2 separate regions of the Homo sapiens genome follow, and region 1 is linked to region 2. The links are chromatin contacts, found by Hi-C or POLR2A ChIA-PET in ENCODE. All regions are on one chromosome and are shown on one strand. Each heading gives the region's core, a stretch centred on a gene start or an enhancer-like site at or near the end of the contact. The rest is flanking DNA. Distances are from core to core; before and after follow the strand shown. Region 1 overlaps ST3GAL6 (ST3 beta-galactoside alpha-2,3-sialyltransferase 6). Region 2 holds the start of ST3GAL6-AS1 (ST3GAL6 antisense RNA 1).

The links. A loop is a pair of places that touch in the nucleus more often than their neighbours do. ChIA-PET counts read pairs that join two places held with the same protein, here RNA polymerase II (POLR2A). Pooled maps may share reads with other maps.
Region 1: a map of right lobe of liver shows a loop between it and region 2 (2.9-fold over the local background). The contact joins the enhancer-like site here to the promoter of ST3GAL6-AS1 in region 2. A Hi-C loop is called at or near these places in 49 of 168 maps with a recorded cell type or tissue (CD14-positive monocyte, Caco-2, Calu3 and 27 more), 13 of 37 single-sample maps with no recorded cell type and 29 of 50 pooled maps. POLR2A ChIA-PET finds 5 or more read pairs at or near these places in 8 of 52 experiments (GM12878, HEK293, HepG2 and 5 more).

The regions. Positions count from the first base shown.
Region 1 is chr3:98,781,655-98,788,943 of GRCh38, forward strand. ST3GAL6 (ST3 beta-galactoside alpha-2,3-sialyltransferase 6) reads left to right here. Exons shown (of 10, transcript NM_001323368.2): 6 at 3,291-3,386; 7 at 6,382-6,568; 8 at 6,672-6,809. It also overlaps the pseudogene PDLIM1P4. Among named protein-coding and RNA genes, the nearest start is that of ST3GAL6, 22 kb to the left of the region's middle. Within about 2 kb of position 5,062, at least 2 of the 41 ENCODE cell types and tissues checked have a DNase peak (open chromatin) inside an H3K27ac peak, as active enhancers do; they include CD14-positive monocyte and right lobe of liver, where a contact is called at or near this core.
Region 2 is chr3:98,731,401-98,737,757 of GRCh38, forward strand. ST3GAL6-AS1 (ST3GAL6 antisense RNA 1) reads right to left here and starts at 1,251. Exons shown (of 5, transcript NR_046683.1): 1 at 1,026-1,251. It also overlaps a transcript of ST3GAL6 not described here. RefSeq lists enhancers at 717-1,465, 1,466-2,213.

The sequences.
Region 1 (7,289 bases), core at 3,812-6,311, 54 kb after region 2:
GAACTCCAGGCCAGGATGGATGCAGGAGCCCCTGAGGCACCTGGGCTCAGGGCGAGGCAGCCCCTTTTCTTGACAGAGGATTGGCCTACAGCCTTCATTGAATGGAGAGGATTAGACTAGATACCATCTATAGATATTCCCCCTCTACCCCTATGCAGGTTATCTCATGGGAACAGCTGTTATTTCAATCTTGTCTTAGCCATGCCTTCCCCAGTGCCCAGCCTTGCTTAACATTCCTAGTGGAGATGGAGCCAGCTTTAGGAGGTGTAGCCTCTGATCTGAATTAAACTGACCCTGAGGTTATGGAAAGGGCAAGCAAGCTGGGAGTGTGAGAATCGCCCCCTCCTATAGCATATTCATGGGATGATTTGGGGAGGATAATGGCAATAATACCCTGAGAGGAAAGGGTTTTGAATATTCAGCAGCTCCCATCTCAGCCATACTACATGGCCCCACAGCAGAGAGCCTTTGATAAAGTTGGCTTTCTAGAATAGGGATTGAAATCAAACTTGCTTGTAAAAGCATCTAGAGTTATGTTACTTTCTTATTTAGAAACAGAGAGCCCAGGACCATGAGGCTTCCGCCTGCTGGACAGCAAGGACTTCCAGTAGCTTCTCAGCTGTTTTCCCAGTCACTTTCAGAAGCAAGGCTGCTATAGCTAATTGATGTATGCAAGATGTAATTACAGCCATTGATAGGGAAAATATCAGCAATATGATGCCCTTGGAAGCTCAGAAAAAAGTCAAAAGGCTGTACCATGACTCTCACAATAGCCAGATCTGAATATAAAATCTAGTCTCTTCTGGTGATGGAGAAAAGGAAGTGTCATCCATACAAGATGAATTTACACTCTGAACCCCAGGAGGTCCTGCACGTAGGAAGTGCCTACAATCCAAGTACCATGCTCTTTACTGCCTCTCCTGCTTCCAGCACTGTCCCTGGGGTCATCCAAACCAGTACAGTAACCCAGCTGGCCTCTCTTCTGAAAACATCTCCAACTTCAACAATACTTTGAGATACCATATTGCTGGTATTTCAAAAACTGCTGCCAGCAGGGAGGAGGCCAATGGCGTGTCCATAGATCATGTTCAGCCTCCAAGTGGTCTCATAATCAACAAAGAATCTGAAGTTTACAAGATGCTTCAGGAGAAACAGGAGTTGAATGAACCCCTGAAACAGTCTACCTCTTTCCTGATTTTGCAGGAAATCCTGGAGTCTGAGATAAAAGGGGATCTCAACAACCCTCAGGATTCAGAAGTGTTACTCAGCTCAGTCTATTACTCAGTGGCTGCATCAATTGGAAATGCTCAGAAGGTGCCCATGTGTGACAAATGTGGTCCTGGCATTGTAGGCATGTTTGTAAAGCTGCGGGGACCATCATCCCCTCCCTGAATGTTACGTGTGCACTGATTGTGACACTCACCCGAAAGAGAAGGGCTTTTTTTTTTTTTTTTTCCATCAAATCTACTGTGAAGAGCATGCCCAGGAGCAAGTCACACCACTTGAGGGTACGATGTGGTCATCATGTTCCCCAAGTGATCCAGCAGACCTGCACTGACCACCGTTCTCCAGCCAGCCTCTGCTGCAGCTAGTTCTCTAAATGTTCTGGCCTTGTCTCTTGAAAGTTCTGTACTTATTCCCCCACCCCACAACCCGCTTACCTTGGTTTTATCCCTGCTCATTGAACCTTGAGTCCCTTGTCTTGGTTAACTGACTCACACTGACTGTGTGGTGCCCGCCCACTTTTACAATGAATGGCAAACTGTTTTTGTTCAGTGTCCCCTTGCCGGCAACACTGTGTACCTTCCTCCCCTCAGTTCTTCTCTGCTGCAAATGGACATCAGCCACATTTGAACCAAATCAAATATAATATGTCTGACATTGATTTCATTTTTGCTCCATCTATAGACTCCCAGAAAAAAGAAATAAAAAAAATGCAAAGAAAATTTAAATGAACAAACAGACCCTTCTGGAACCTACTGTGACATGAGATGTGTCCACAAGGCGAGGTTTCAGGCACACACTGAAGGAGCATCTGCTGGACAGCCCTCCCCGCCCCCAAGTCCTTACCAACCTGTGCCACTGGTACTTATTTTTCTTGACTGATTAGGTAGACACTGATTTAGGCATGACTCTTTAATATTTGAGAGCATAGAGCTTCCAATTAAAATATGTTAAAAGTATTTTTTAAATTTTAAACCTTACAATCAGATGAACTGTACTACTCAAAAAAGGTAAATTTAATGAATATAGGAGTGTGTACATCATCTCCTGTTTACCTGACAAAGCCAATGCTTGGCTCTTTTAAACAGTTTCCGAATTCTCACATTCTCCATGTTTCTGGGTTCTACAGTGTTTGTACAGTTTTGCTACTCATTGATTTCCTAAAATCCTTAAGGTCTTGAGTTCATCTGGTCTGCTGATTTCACGGGTCTTAGGGAAACAGTGTTCTCTTTAGACTTTCCATGCCATGAGGGCCCTGGAAGGATAGCCTCAACAACTTTCCCTTCTGTGGTTTTGTTCCCTAGCGGGCAAGGACACAGTCTATTTTGTCATTTCTCCAGGCCTGCCTGGGTGAGGGTAAGAGCTGGGAGAGAGATGGACCAGCAACACGAAGTTCCCCTTTGTGTTCTACTTTAAAGCTGTTTGCCAGGAACACCGCGTGAACTTTTAGTTTGTATTGGTTAAGCTCCAAGGACCAGTCCATGTTTGAGAAATTGAAGTGAGCATGGGCAGGGTACAGAAAACTGCACTTTTCTCACCAGATTCCAAACTGTCCATCTCCACACTTGTGCAGCAGAGAGCCAGAGGTAGAATCTTCGAGGAGTGGGTAATGCTGGCAAAGAATGTAGACCTGCATAATGTAAAACACAAATGCAGAGTCCTATATGGAGGTGTGTTTCACAGTCTCAAGTTCTGGATCCACATGCTAGTTCCACTTTGGAGTATGACTTTAAAATGTTACATAATAGATTTCTGAACCTCTTTCTTCATTTGTATACTGGGAATATCAGGCTTACTTATCTCAATAGGTGGGTATGAGAATCAAATGAGAGAACATGTATGGGCTGATAATAGTTGCTGACAATGATATGCTCTTCCTATAGAATGTTACTCATTGAATCTTGTATCTTTTTAATACAGCTCTAGACTTGTAAGTCGCAGTTGGTTCTTTTTCTACTTGCGCAACAAGTGGAATTTGGCACTGGGTTTCTGACAGTATGCATGGATTCTTGGAATCAGTTTTGTAAAAGATGGCTCAATCTCTCACTTGTCCATCTGTCCAACAGCATACCCTGTAAAAAGTGTGTGGTGGTTGGTAATGGAGGAGTTTTGAAGAATAAGACATTAGGAGAAAAAATCGACTCCTATGATGTAATAATAAGGTAAATATATTTTCTATTTGCTACCCTAGAATTGTTTCAAAAGAATATGGTTTCTTGCCTTAATACAGCTGTGTTTTGACAGGAAGGGGAGATGTTTCCATTTGGTTTTTTTTTTATTGCACAACCTTCTCTCTTGGTTGTTGGCTAGAGTTAGACCTAGATTTCAGGTTACTCATTTAGCAAGTATTTGTTAAGTCTCCTTAGTGTGCTAGCATGCTTCTAGCCACAGGAGAGATAGCAATGGATAAGAACAATGTTTGTGCTCCCTGTGGAGGGAAGAAAATGAGTAATTAAATATATAAAAATAATAAATGCCATACATAATTTAAAAAGGATATAACAGAGAATCTTTGAATGGCTCCTTTGTAATGATTGACCACTTTGAGAAAGAGACATCTAAGCAGGGCCCAAGTGACCACACAGCAACAGCCATATGAAGATTATGGTAGAGCAGTCCAGGCAGAAAGGATGTTTGCTGCAGGGCCTCAGGAGGAGATGATCCTGAGTTTGAGAGGAGTAGCAAAGAAACCCAGTGAAGCTGGAAAGTAGCAGGCAGGGGGAGAGTGGTGGAATTGGAAGCTGAAGCGGTGAGCAAAGATCAGGCTGCATAGGACTTTGTAAGCTAGGATTAGAAACTTGGATTTTAAGTGCAACAGGAAGCTTTTTAAGGGTTTTAAGCAAGAGAACAAAGCAGTCTGGTTATGTCTTAAATATTCTGGCTGTGGCATGGACAATGGAATGTGGGGGACAAGGGTGGAAATGAAGAGGCCAATTAGGTTGCTGTATTCGGGTATAATATGATGGTGGCTTGGGACAGGATTGTTGTAGGAGAGGAAGAGATATGTGGACTGACTGAAGATGTGTTTTAGACATAGAGTTATCGGGATTTGTTGCCGTATTAGATGTGAAGAGTAATGAGAATAAAGAAATCAAGGATGCCTCCTACTCTGTTTTCAGCTTAGGAGATTGGCTGGAGAGTGGTATCATTTATTAAGTTGGGGAAGACTGGTATAGGAGCAGGTTTAGAGGAAAACCATGATATGAACATGTTAGATTTGAGATGCTTGTTAGATTTGCAGTGGGTTTGTCGAGTAGGCAGTTGGATAAACAGGTTAAAATCTTGATGGTGTGTGGCCTATAAGCTGTATTTAAACCATGGACTGGGTGAGATTTCCCAAGGAGAGACTGAGAGAGAGAGAAGAGAGTGAGGACTGAGCCTCAGAGAACTCAAAATTTAGAGGTTGAGCAAAGAAAAAGGAATGTGTAAAAGAGATGAAGAGGATCCACCAGTGAGGTAAGAAGAAAATCGGGAGAAGGTGATCACAGAAGCCAAGAGAGCAAAGTGTTCCAGGACAGAAGGAGTGACCAACTGTATCCCAGTGCTGGTGAGAGGTCATGCAAGATAAGGACAGAGTGGTGACCATTGGACTGGTGACCTGAGGCTCATTGACACTCCCAATAAAAGCAGGCTTAGAGGCGTGATGTGGCAAGAAGCCCGGCTGGACTAGGTCGAAGAGGGAATGCAGAGAATGTACACCTGAATGTACAGATGAAGATGTAGAGAAACCAATGTAGTCCAGGGATTTTGCTTCAAAGAGGAGTTGAGAAATCAGATGGCAGTTAGAGATGGTTATGCAATCAGGGTTTTTTTTTTGTTTGTTTTCTTCTTTTGAAAAGATTGGAGGCACTATAGTACATTGGTTAACTGGTGGAAATGAGAAAGAGATTGGGGTGGTAAAAGAGAGGGGAAGGGGGTTCAGAACACAAGTGTGGTTAATGTTTCATAATGGAAAGGAGAGCCAGGATTGTGGTTACAACTACCAAGAGTCCCTCTGATGTAGTGAGGGGAAAATACGGACCTTTCTATCTCTATTTTTTTAGTGAAAGGTCAAGATAAGGTCATCATCTGGGATAAGTGTGTGTGTGTGTGTGTGTGTGTGTGTGTTAGGAGTAGCTATGAATAGTTTAAAGAATGGCAAAGTTAGCATACTGAGGCAATACATTAGGATGGTTTGGCAGCTTTGGGGGTTTTGTGGGGTTACAAGCTGCCTAGGGTTTCTGCATGGTGAGGTCACCTTATTTTCTGTTTACTATCCATTTTGAGGAAGCTGTGATAATTTACCTACAAAACAATTTTGAAGCAATCACAGGTTTCTCTACCCATAATTGTCTAAATCTGATAATTTAGAGCCACAGGAAACCCTTGCAGGAAAATATCATGGGTACAACATTTTGAAAGTCATCTCAAGTGTTAATAAGTCTGTTCGTCTTATATTACGTAGAGTCAGTAGCAAAGGGCAAAACAGTATTTATCTCTTTGGGGACACTGTTTTGGAAACAAAGCATTTCTTTTTTTATAGCATGGCTTCATAATGTGTGCATAAATAGTGCATGTCCAACCTTGGCTTTCAGCATACACAAACCCAACAGTAGATCCTTTGTGGTTCTTTAGTTTACTCTAGCAATAGACATTCATTTGGTTGTGCTTGAATATAATATAGCAGATTTATATTGTTAACCTTATTTCAGAGTACAACAATTTTGATGGGTCTTTAAACCAACTTAAATGTGATTCTTCTTACCTGTCAGTCACACACATCCATGTGCTACATGACTGTGTGGCTTTGAGCAAGTAATTTTCTCTCCAGGGGTTTGTCCTCCAAGTTCTCTTTCAACTCTGGTATCCTGTGGCTCTGTGTTCCCACTTTTTTAAATTTAGTCTTCAGTTCCCCTGGAGGTAAGACTGAATTATCATTGGCTCCACAATTAATTTTCAAATACAAATGAACATTTCTGCCTTTGATCAACCAACTATTTCATGAAAAGGAATGATCTCCTTGGCCATTATGTGTGAAAGATTGATCTATTGCTTTGTGGCTTCAGAGCACAGGATAAAAGGCTGATGTTTGTCCAACTCTGAAACCTCTGAGAACTGTGATGGGAATGGCAGATACTGCACTTGGTCTACATATCTTGTATGTTTTACTATCCACAGAATGAATAATGGTCCTGTTTTAGGACATGAAGAAGAAGTTGGGAGAAGGACAACCTTCCGACTTTTTTATCCAGAATCTGTTTTTTCAGATCCTATTCACAATGACCCTAATACGACAGTGATTCTCACTGCTTTTAAGCCACATGATTTAAGGTGGCTGTTGGAATTGTTGATGGGTGACAAAATAGTAAGTAGGCAAAATTGTTCTGCCTTCAGATTACCTTTAGTGCTTTTTTTCCTTAAAAAACAGACAGCCACACTGTTCTATTCTCTATATTTTTTACTTTCAGAACACTAATGGTTTTTGGAAGAAACCAGCCTTAAACCTGATTTATAAACCTTATCAAATCCGAATATTAGATCCTTTCATTATCAGAACAGCAGCTTATGAACTGCTTCATTTTCCAAAAGTGTTTCCCAAAAATCAGGTATGTATTTATCTCTGCATGGTTTCAAACTACAGATCTGGCTGAGGTAGGATAGAGGGTCCTGGGAACTCTCAGAAACTGTATGAGAACCACAGCTCATGAGATGATTTCTGAGGGCCATCTCTGAGTTAGTAAAAGTAGTTATCTATGGATATTATCTTTATGTTTTTCATTTATGTTGCAAGGAAATGTAATTTTAAGTTGGGTTTTTTTCCTGCCCTTGTAGGGCCTTCCTGGGGTCTCTTTGTGCATGCCGAAACAATTTATCTTTCATAACTCTGTCTTCAGTGTTCTGCAGTGAGGAGAGTCTGACTGGGTGGGCTGACGGGCAGGCTTGTGCTCAGAGTAGCTGGCCTGGCTTCAGGCCAAGTGCATGGCTTTGCAGGCTAAAAAGAAGTGTCTGAGATGCTCTGATAAAAATATCACAGGAAAGCCAGAGGAAAGGTGAGGAAGGACAATAAAGTAGTCCAGAAACATTTC
Region 2 (6,357 bases), core at 1-2,500:
ACCTCGTGATCCGCCCGCCTCGGCCTTCGAAAGTGCTGGGATTACAGGTGTGAGCCACGGCGCCCGGCCATTTTTTTTTTAAAGTAAGGTTGGGAAAACAACAAATGATACCTCCTAGGGCTGTTATTACAATTAAGACAAATACCAGAGCACTTTGGCAGGTGGAGGCGAGCGGATCATTTGAGGTCAGGAGTTCGAAACCAGCCTGGCCAACATAATGAAACCTCATCTCTACTAAAAATACAAAAATTAGCTGGGAGTGGTAATCCCAGCCTGTAATCCCAGCTACTCGGGAGGCTGAGGCAGGAGAGTCGCTTGAGCCTGGGAGGCAGAGGTTGCAGTGAGCCAAGATCATGCCCCTGTACCCCAGCCTGGGTGACAAAGCAAGATTCTGTCTCAAAAAAAAAAAAAAAAAAAAGGACAAATACCAGAAAGCCCATCACAGATGAAGGACTTTGTTCCAGTTCGTGACACATTGCCAACTTTGAATTACATCCAAGTCCGTGGGTCTTCTCTCTGGGGTCAATTGATGGCACGTGATTACACTGCTCAGGGCCCAAAGGTTGGAGCTATGACTTGAATGTTTCTAGACAAGGAATTATTTGACAAACACACTTTAAAAAGTATTCAGAGCCATCCAAGTAAGAGGACATTAATAACGTAGGGTTTTGCCTATGGAGAGAAAAGAAAACGCAAACAGCACGTTCCACCTTCGTTCTCCCTAAAGTAATTTATCTCCTTCAAAAGATAAAAAGTACGAACACATTTGCCCTTGAAGGGCAGAGCCCCGGAATTCAGGAGCTCTCTGAACACTCCTCCCCTTCTGATAGGGACCAAACCTTCTGCTGAGCCTTGTGTCACAGTCAGTCCGCGGCGCCACAAGCCTCAGTGTTTACTTCTGCCGCCTGCCAGCCGGGCGGGGAAGGGGAGTACCCGGCCACCCCTCACTTTAGCTCCTGCAGCTTTCCAAACAAACCAGGGCGGGATGGGAGTGTCTTCTTGGCTGTGGAAATCGATCCTCCTACCTTGTCCTGAAGCCACCCGCCGCCTTTCCTCGTCCCTCCCTTCGCGGTGATTTTCCGGTCCCGGCGCCCGGCGAGGGCGCGCGGCTGGTGTCCGCCCCGCCCGAAAGGTAGGGGTTCGGCTGTGCTCCCGCCTGGTCCCCAACGCCTCACCCTCCGGGAGACCCGCAGCCTCCCACCACTTTGCACCTTCCTCCTCGAATTTGGGGGCGGCCACCGTGCAACTGGCGCCAGCCGCGGAGCAGGAGGAGCTTCCCGCGACTCCGGAGGCGCTCGGCGCAGTCGCCCGGGATTGGGGCTGGCGGGAGCCTGAGACTCCGGGCAGGGCTGCTCCCTCCTCTGCTCCCCCGCCAGATCCGCGGGGAAGGAATCGTGCCCGCGCCGCCCCTGGCCCGCGCCACCTTCCTTTGGTTTCTGCCGGCCTCGGGCTTCTGCGGCCCGATGTGGCAGGCGCCGCGAGAGAGGCAGCAGCCGGCTGGAGCAGCGGCCCCTCAGGTCTCGGAGCCCGGTGCGCCTCTGCGGTCGTCGCTCCTGGGCCTCGGCGGGTCACTCTTGCCGGCCGGCTTCGCTGCGGGTTTGCACTGCCCGGGTGAGGGAAATTGGGGGTGCGGGAAGACCGGTCTGGGCCGGGGTCCGGGCGGCCTGGGGTCTGTGCTGCCCCGACCCTCCGGCTTTGCAGCCTCTGAGGCTCAGGGTTGGGGGTGGGGACACGGAGCGCTGTTTGCCCCTCCACATATCCTGCCAGCACCAAGGAGGTGGCGTGCGGAGGCGTAAAGGGACCATGGGCGCTGGGACCCGCGAGCCAGCCGGCGTGCGCCGCAGCCACCGCCGAGAGGGCACCCGGGGATCCTGGAGCCCCAGTGAAGGGCGGGAGGGACGCGCAGCCTCGCGGGTAAGCCCAGGAGCCGTGGGGGCCGAGAGAATCTGCTCTGGGACCCTCTTTTGTCGAATCGCCGGCGAGGTTGTGCAATTGGGAAGCCAAGAGGAGTGTCCAGCTCCTCGTTCACTATTGTTTTCTTGTAAAAGGGTCTGTACGCGAGGAGGGTTGAGGGGTCTGGAAGGTTCTGGTCTCTTACCGTATAAAGTTTTTCGAGAAACCCTTTTTCCCTCCACAATGGAACTAGACCTAACAAAACAAGCTCCGAGGCAGTTTAGGAGAAAGGAGGACGGTGAGTAAATTGCAGTGTTTGGGCTGCTGTTAATTTTCAAGATAAGGGAGAAGCAACTTGTCATTTTGAGGCCGCCGGCTCCGGAGATCCCGGCAATCTCAAGCCTCTTTCTTGTGTGCTGTTATTTTGGCTTAAAAGAAAACCTATAAAAAGCGACGCCCAGAAACCAAAAACAAACCCAAAGCACCTTCTTTTAGGATTTTTCAGTAGCGAGGGTTGGCGGGGACAGTGGGGAGGAGCAGGAGGGGGAGAAGAGGTTGCTGTTGAAAGGTAATGTTTAAAAACAGTGTGTGGGGGTAGGGATGAAAATAACGTGGTGACTGCTAGTGTATCAGAAATCACACCGAGTCTAAAGTCGTAAGTCCCATTTGCCTTACGAGGACCAGCTGGGTGCTGTGAGTAGGTGGATAGTTAAGGAAACTGTAGATCTGCTGAAAGCTCCTCGTGGTCTGTGGTCTCGTGTCCACGCTGACCTTTGAACCTCGTAACTCTTCGGGTCTCCAGCGGCCACCTCTTTTAGGCTAGCCCGAATGTTTGACTTTCCGGTCCTCAATCTTCCTCACCTAGCTGCAGACCATAAAACTGTCTTTTTATTTACAGGGAGATGTTAAATATTTGGGAACATCTGCTCAGGCTGCCAGGTTATTTTCCGTTTGAAAGCATGCCGATTTGACATTTGCAAGTTGGTTTATGTTGCTTCCTTTTTGTTTCACTAAGAACGCTTTTCATACCAAGATCTGCGAAAAACGATGCCCTTAGACTGTTATTTAGTTTATTGTCTCTGAGTAAGGCCAAATTCCACAGAGGGTCTTTGGATAATGGCAACTTTGCTTATAAGAAGATAATTTTTCTAGAAAGTGTTGCATTGGTCTGGTTTCCTAAGCTGTTCTTGTGGTCATGTAGACTGGGAGGGGAGATCTTCATTCCTTGTGATGTCGCTTTCCTTGAATTGTATTTTTACTATAGTTCCACAATGTCTCAGTCCCAGATTGCACCATATGTTGTTTACATGGTGCAGTAAAATGGGACTGCAATTTTGACTACATTTCAGTAGATTTGTTGGAGATAGTTTGTTCTTATGCCCTATATCAATAATAATAATAAAAAACCTTTGAGGCTCAAGAATAGACAGTATTGACAGAATAATACCATTAAGAGACATACCATTTAAAAACATTAGTCTGTCTCCTGTGAAATTGTAAATCGTAGGTGTTCTCATTCAGTGGCAGACGACTGGATTTCACAGCAGTTTTCTTCTGTTGGAGACATTTCTGTGTTCCACATCATGTGGAACCTTATGGGAGAAGACGTGAGTAATGCCATGTTTCCCGCATTTCCCTGATAAGCATCATCTGCTAACCATGCAGACTGCCAGATGGCTTCCATGGAAATTGTGCTTCCATCCAGGAGTGGTGACCAGAGATCTGTTTAGTATGCATTTTAGGTGATGCTTATTGAGAAGGTGAAGGAAGCATGGAACTCCTATTTGGCACCCACTCTGATTTTTGGTGTGTTCTCATATGCTATTTTATTTAATCTTCCTGACAAAACTCCTGCAAGAAAGGAATTTTTAGCCCCATTTTATAGCTTAAAAAACCAAGATTGCCTTAGGTTGAGTTGCAGTGGCTCACATAAAGGTTTGACTCTACCTCTGCCTACACCATCCCAGGAATCCTCTGCAGTATACATTCTGCACAAATTCTTCCATTTCCTGTGCATATCTTTCTCCTTTGCCTGGCATATCCTCCATTTATATATACCTTGGTCTGAATATGCCTTTCTAGTTATCCCCAGGCTGGGCTTTTTGAATAGGTGGTCTGCGTACTTTGCCTTCCTTGTGACAGCTTTAGACTTTCACCAGCCAGGAACCTTCTATCTTCTGCACATCTCTGATGTGTCACTTAGGTGATCAGGGTCTGGCGAAATCTAGGAGTTTATGCTGTCTTCAATGGGCATATTCCAAAAGTTCTTTCCTTTCTGAATACATTTTCACTGAAGCTCCTACTCAAGCTATATGTTACCTGGAAGAGGTTTTCCCAGGGTTACATCCCCACCCTCACAGTTGAAATGAAACATTCTCTCCTGTCTGTCCCAACTGTGATGGATAATAGCACACATCACACATCACAGTTTCCAATTTAACCCTTAGGGGTTAAAATGGATTTTGATTTGGAGTGAGCTTGATGCATGGAATAGAATGTATACATTGGATATTATAGTGTTTTGGTAGGAAATTTTATTTACAATTCCATATCAGGATGTCAGAAACACAATTCCCTCACCATTGTGGGATAGCTGGAGTTCTTTCCCCTGATGGTGACACCTCAGCACTGAATCAGCTGCAGTGTCTCAGACTTGGTCAGGAACTTGACTGTCGTATAATCAGGCTAAGAAGTGCTGAGATTCTGGCAGTGAGGTTATGAAAGTAAAAGATAACAGGATCAGTAAGACCTGGTTTTCTTCCTTGTGCCCATGTTTGTTTTTCTTGGAGAGCTTTTGGTCATCTAGGAGGATTGTCCAGTTTACCTTTTTACTGCCACAAACTTTTGTATCTGACCAGGGGCCTTCCTCTTCCTGCACCATTGAGATAGAGGGAAAGGAAAGCACCTAGCCCTTAGGAGATTTTCTTAAAAACATTGGAAAGCTGAGTGAAAAGTTATCTTCTCCCCCATTCTCTCTTTCCCCTTCTTATATGCTTAGCCTAAGACAAAGTATACAGATAGCATCATTGCATACTTTGCAATGTATTTAGTGCTAGGCTTTGAAAGATGGTTTAAACATTGATTTACTTTTTATTTGGTTGGGAATGGAAAGATCTTTAGGACATGATGAGAACAAGGCCCCCAGAAGAGGAGACGGCAAGGAAGCTGGAGATTCCTCCAGAGGTGGGAGGGTTATTCTCACCTTCCACAGGTTGTGGAAGCAGGCCTGGAGTTGTTATGGCTGTGGGTCAGAGTCACTATGCTGAAAGATGGGGGCAACAAGGGAGCAGAAAGTGTTTTTTTCAGTGGACTTTGGGTGATATTCCATGTGGTCATCCATGAGATGGGACTTCCCTAATGGTCAACCAACATTCACTGAATGTCCACCATGTAACAAGAGATGTTCTTGTGGGTGGGGTTGGGAGCGTGCCGTGTTGGACACAGCAAAGCCCCTGCTCTTACAGAGCTTATGTTTTATGGGGGGCAGAGTCAAAAAATGAGTTACAAATACATGAGGCATGAGTGAATTTGGGTCGTTTGAGAAACAGAAGGTGCAGTGTGAGAAGAGAGTGGTTAAGACAATATGTAGTTAAAGAAGAGTGCAAAAGACGGAGTGGGAGGAGATGTAGTCAGTAAGATAGGAAGGCAGATTTTGTGGAGTTTGAATCGTATTCTAGTTAGAATTGGCATGCCTGGAGATTTTTGATGAGAGCCTAATTCAGTCTTCACCCAGTCATGATAGGCTTTCCTGTCTCTTCTTTTTCTTTCTTTTTGAGGTGGAGTCTTGCTCTGTCACCCAGGCTGGAGTGCAGTGGCTCGATCTCCGCTCACTAAAACCTCTGCCTCCTGAATTTAAGTGATTCTCCTGTCTCAGCCTCCCAAGTAGCTGGGATTACAGGCATGCACCACCACACCTGGCTATTTTCTGTATTTTTTTTGTAGAGATGGGGTTTCGCCATGTTGGCCAAGCTGGTCTTGAACTCCTGAATTCAGGTGATCCGCCCACTTCGGCCTCCTAAAGTGTTGGGATTACAGGCGTGAGCCACCACACGCGGCCCCTTCCTGTCTCTCTGTCTCTCTTTCTCTCTCTCACACACATAAACACACAAATTTCTACCCTTAGTTGCCTTTTTTTCTTTCTACTAATTTACCATAACTGATTTCCCCTCTCTTTTCCCTAGGGCAGAGCACAGGAATATCACAAAGACAGGCAGAGCTCAGAGACGCCTATACAGTATTCCTTTTATCCTCTTGTCCTTTGATTTCAAGATGTCTCATCATCACCACTCTATTAGTATCTAGGGAGACTTGGCACAATTTTTAGATAGAAAATTATTTTTGAGATTCTTTGGCCCATTGTTAACTCACATACTTAACTAACATACAAAACAACTAAATTATGGCTTTTCTGATTAACACAGTGGCATAAAACCTGAAACCTCAGGAGACCTATCTCACATTCAA